Regions from separate parts of the Homo sapiens genome. Here region 1 is linked to region 2. A link is a contact called in ENCODE Hi-C data. All regions are on one chromosome and are shown on one strand. The core of a region is the stretch at or near the end of the contact, and the rest is flanking DNA. Distances in the headings are between cores, read along the strand shown. Region 1 holds the start of OR8I2 (olfactory receptor family 8 subfamily I member 2). Region 2 holds the start of OR5W2 (olfactory receptor family 5 subfamily W member 2).

Evidence for each region. Hi-C counts contacts between places; a loop is a spot of excess contacts on that map.
Region 1: a map of posterior vena cava shows a loop between it and region 2 (13-fold over the local background). The contact joins the promoter of OR8I2 here to the promoter of OR5W2 in region 2. A Hi-C loop is called at or near these places in 1 of 168 maps with a recorded cell type or tissue (posterior vena cava).

Annotation. Positions count from the first base shown.
Region 1 is chr11:56,091,988-56,094,687 of GRCh38, reverse strand. It overlaps OR8I2 (olfactory receptor family 8 subfamily I member 2), which reads right to left and starts at 1,380. Exons shown (of 1, transcript NM_001003750.1): 1 at 448-1,380. The coding sequence starts at 1,380. The coding sequence ends at 448.
Region 2 is chr11:55,913,269-55,915,968 of GRCh38, reverse strand. It overlaps OR5W2 (olfactory receptor family 5 subfamily W member 2), which reads left to right and starts at 1,387. Exons shown (of 1, transcript NM_001001960.1): 1 at 1,387-2,319. The coding sequence starts at 1,387. The coding sequence ends at 2,319.

The sequences.
Region 1 (2,700 bases), core at 131-2,630, 180 kb before region 2:
TTGGTGCAAAGTAATTGATGTTTTTGCTGTTTTCTTTTTTAATGACAAAAAACTACAATTACTTTTGCAACAATCTAATACAAACAATCCAGTTATGTGATATAAGCTGGGCACAGAATGACAAAAATTGCATGTTCTTAATGTAATAATTTTAAACATGTTTCAGTGTGATGGCATGCTTATATATGCATGTTCAGGTGCCTCTTATTTCCTTGTACATGTCTATGTCTGAATAATTTATATGCCGAATTGACCTCCAAATACAGTGAGTTAGTGGTCCATATAAACAAATGAAATAATAATTCAATTCACAAACTTCAAGACTCTAAGTTCTCATTTAGTTTGTGTTATGCTTTTTGAGGTTACTCTACTATTTTCCTAGTTGTTGGCATAACTGAATTCCTGAAGCCATCCACCTTTGTTTTAATTGTAACATACATAAATTTGTCATGGAAAAAGTTTTCTATGTATGACTCTCAGAAGAGCATTTTTCACATCTTTGTTCCTCAGACTGTAGATGAGTGGATTCAGCATGGGAATGACAATCGTATAGAATACAGATGCCACCTGCGCCTGGGTCAGCGATGATGTGTTATCAGGTTGCAAATAGGTGAAAATCAGAGACCCATAAAAGATAGTTACAGCCATGAGGTGGGATGCGCAGGTGGAGAAGGCCTTCTGCCTGCCTGCTGCTGACTGGATCCTCAGGATGGCTGAGATGATGATGATATAAGTGACTGTGATGATAAGGAGAGAGCTAAGAAGAGTGAATCCAGCTAAGACAAAGCTCACCATTTCTGTGCCGAATGTATCTACACAGGAGAGTGCTAAAAGAGCTGTGGTGTCACAAAAAAAATGATTGATGCTGGAATCACAGAACGCCAAACTGCTTATCACCCAGACAGATATCAGCGAGCTTGTGAAGCCTATCACATATGGCATTACTCCCAGCCAGTTGGACACTTTTTGGGACATGACTACTGAATACAGTAAGGGATTGCAGATTGCTATGTAGCGATTGTAGGCCATTGATCCCAGAAGGAAACACTCACAACACACCAATCCAACAAAAAAGTACATTTGAACAAAGCAGCCAACAAAGGAGATGGATCTCCGATTGGATTGGAAATTCACCAATGCCTTAGGTGTTACAGTAGAGGAGTAAAATATGTCAATAAATGCTAAATTGCTCAGGAAAAAGTACATAGGGGTGTGAAGCTGAGAATCCATTCTGATTAACGTGATCAGTCCCAGGTTTCCCAAAACAGTGAATAGATAAATGAAGAGAAACATCAAGAAAAGACTGACTTGTAATTCAGGGTGATTTGCAAATCCAGAGAGGATGAAGACGGTAACCTCAGTGAAATTGTTGCCAGCCATTTACATCAACTCAGGCCTTTGACTTACCTGCTGAATAACAATAAGGAAAGTTAGAGAAGGATTCAAATCTAAAGGCCCTATAATCAAATTTGACTTAGACTCCAATCATGAAAGTTTTACAAATGGAAAGTAAAATTTAATGACCTGAAGTTAGCTAGAGATTTACGGATAATTTTTATTTTTTATAAAACTGAAAACTTACAGACATTAATACAGAAAAAAACTCAAATTCACGATTGTGTAGACTAAAAAATACATGTCTGGAAAGATGTGTAGAAATTCCTCCTAAGATGTACCATTCTCTACCCCTGTCTGTCATTGGGTCTGGCAATTTATCTAATGAAATCAATTGTATCTAACAAATATAGCAAATTATCAAATGAAATTAATTGTATCTAATGAATATAGCAACTTATCTAATGAAATCAATCTGTATCTAATAAATATAGCAAGTTATCTAACAAAATGAATTGTATCTAATGAATAGAGCAGTTTATCTAATAAAAAATTCAGTGAGATAAGACCAAATGAGGGCCTTCATCTATAACATAGTTTAAATTCTTTCATGTATGTTTGTTCAAACAACATGATTGTTTCTAGATATATTGCATATATTAATCTATGACATCAGGTGCTAGCCAATTCATTGCTGAACAGCAGTTTTTAAGACAATGATATAAATAAATGTTAAAAACAGTAAAACAAACCTGATTTGTTACATTTAAAAATAAGAATTAAATTATAAGGTGGGCATGCTAGAAACTAAAGAACTTTATTGCCTAATTAACTTAACATAAATATATGACGAATAAATGCATTTGAAACTAGCCCGCCAAGCAAAGTTAAATAATCACCTTTGTTTAGACATTTAGCACTCTCCTTGAGTAACCAAATGGGACTTGATAATAATTATTATCAATAATAATAATATAACATATTATTCTTATTATATATCACATGTACTTAATCATTTAATGTGTTCCATGGTCACAGTGTTCCTATTTATCCATTCATTTACTTGACAAGCATTTATTCAATGAAGGCATTTTGTCTTGCCTGTCATGAAGGGCATTTTTCTTAAAGCCTAATGTAAGATGCAGACATTAAAAAAATAACAAGTTTCCCAATGTGAGAAACATGCAAACTATACTCACAGACAGACAGACACACAAATTTTAGGAAAAAGCAGATGAGAAAATTAGATGTACCTGGGATTCAGTCACCCAGAGGAAACATCCTATGTTTCAGCAATCTTTCACTTATTTTCAAGTTCATTATTTTTGCCTCATCTACAATGCTAAATATCAAATAACAAAAGTT
Region 2 (2,700 bases), core at 138-2,637:
AGATTTATGTCCCAACAGTCACCAGTAAAAATAAAATGTGATCTGCCTATTGTTCACATACCAGAGGTAAGGACAGAAAGACTTGCTCATCTCAGGTAGGTTTCTGAATGATCAATTTAAAGGACAGAGGAAAAATTTTGGAAAAATAAGAAATCATGTATTAAGGAATTTACAAATGAATGATTTTATAGATGCTTACTCAGTTGAAGCACCTCTGGAATCTAATGGCCAAACAATGATATTTTCTTATTGGATCTGTGTGAATTTGACTGACCTTACTTGTCATTGTAAGAGGATAATATAGATTTCACCCATTTATATTTTAATCAACCTTCATAAGTAAATCATTACTTTAAAAAATCACTGTACCTGTGATATTATTTTAGATGTAAATTTAAGATAGGTTCTAGATTTACTCAAATAATAATAGAGGTAACACATTACAGATATTAATTTATGAAAATTCAAGTTCTTAAGGTACATGCCATAATATTTAAGTCTAGAAGAAATAACAATCAGACCCACCCCACATTTCAATTTTCATATAACAGACACACACAGGCACACACACACACACAAGAGTAAGTGCACATATAACACAAGCAACAGAAGCCTATATATTTCAGAAACACTTATTGTTCTTCACATTTTGATTTTAATGAAAAAGTCAATTATAAGCAAATATAAGTAGTCTGTTGTTCACACTTCTTTTACCACTTACATTTGGCTTTTGTTTTTTAGAACCAGATAAGTCATCCAAATGGATTATAAATGCTGTGACAAACCAGTGATGATGAGTAACAGTTAAATAAAACATTTTTCTTTTCCAGTAAGCACTAACGACACCACATCAAAAACAGTACCATAATAATTTTCTCTTATTAACTTACATGTAATATCACTGTCAGTGGTAGAAAAATGTATATATTTCTTGAATAATGCAATAAATATGATCCTTTTTTGTCAAATATATGAGATGCTTAGTCCGGTATGTTCTGGCCCTTGTGACTCTAACTATGGTGTTTCTTTCACATCCTTTTGGATCTGTACTGAGCTTTCAGTTTAATCAAATTGACTGCCTTAGATTGTACAATAGAAGCAAAGACAAATGATATATGTCAGAAATTGCATGTAAGTTTAGATTCAAAGTTGATCAACTTCCTTTGGCAGACACTTTTAGGGTTTTTTTTTTTTAATACAGTAATAATGCCTCTTTGAAAGTGACACTCACCTGGGATACTTTTTGAGGGTAAAGAAGATAATTTACATAAACAAATCTTGTTCTACTTTACAGATAATTTTTTTTTTGATATCTTGGAAAGTCAAGTTCTAGACTGTCATTCTCGTAATGATTTCTGTAGCAGTTTGAAACAAGAACAAGGAAGAATGGACTGGGAAAATTGCTCCTCATTAACTGATTTTTTTCTCTTGGGAATTACCAATAACCCAGAGATGAAAGTGACCCTATTTGCTGTATTCTTGGCTGTTTATATCATTAATTTCTCAGCAAATCTTGGAATGATAGTTTTAATCAGAATGGATTACCAACTTCACACACCAATGTATTTCTTCCTCAGTCATCTGTCTTTCTGTGATCTCTGCTATTCTACTGCAACTGGGCCCAAGATGCTGGTAGATCTACTTGCCAAGAACAAGTCAATACCCTTCTATGGCTGTGCTCTGCAATTCTTGGTCTTCTGTATCTTTGCAGATTCTGAGTGTCTACTGCTGTCAGTGATGGCCTTTGATCGGTACAAGGCCATCATCAACCCCCTGCTCTATACAGTCAACATGTCTAGCAGAGTGTGCTATCTACTCTTGACTGGGGTTTATCTGGTGGGAATAGCAGATGCTTTGATACATATGACACTGGCCTTCCGCCTATGCTTCTGTGGGTCTAATGAGATTAATCATTTCTTCTGTGATATCCCTCCTCTCTTATTACTCTCTCGCTCAGATACACAGGTCAATGAGTTAGTGTTATTCACCGTCTTTGGTTTTATTGAACTGAGTACCATTTCAGGAGTTTTCATTTCTTATTGTTATATCATCCTATCAGTCTTGGAGATACACTCTGCTGAGGGGAGGTTCAAAGCTCTCTCTACATGCACTTCCCACTTATCTGCGGTTGCAATTTTCCAGGGAACTCTGCTCTTTATGTATTTCCGGCCAAGTTCTTCCTATTCTCTAGATCAAGATAAAATGACCTCATTGTTTTACACCCTTGTGGTTCCCATGTTGAACCCCCTGATTTATAGCCTGAGGAACAAGGATGTGAAAGAGGCCCTGAAAAAACTGAAAAATAAAATTTTATTTTAAGGAAATAGTAAAAATACATGTTTATACACACAAAAATGCATATTCATACTGGTGTTTTCTTCAAATTATATATTATAACATAAAGTTGTCTCAAATACCCTAATTTAATATAATACATATTTTACTCAGCCACAATCTAGCAATTCTCTGGAATTGTCTAAATATGCTATTTTTTTAATGTGTTTTCAATTTAGGTAAGGTAATTTCTCTATATTTGAAAAATGCTCCAGTCTTTGAGTTAGTGGGGCAAATTTTTATTTGTTTAATATATATTTCAGAGTAATTTTTCTTTTTTTCTTTTCTTTTTTTTTTTGTGATGGAATCTGACCCTATTGCCCAGGTTGGAGTGTAGTGGTGCAATCTCGGCTCACTGCAACCTCC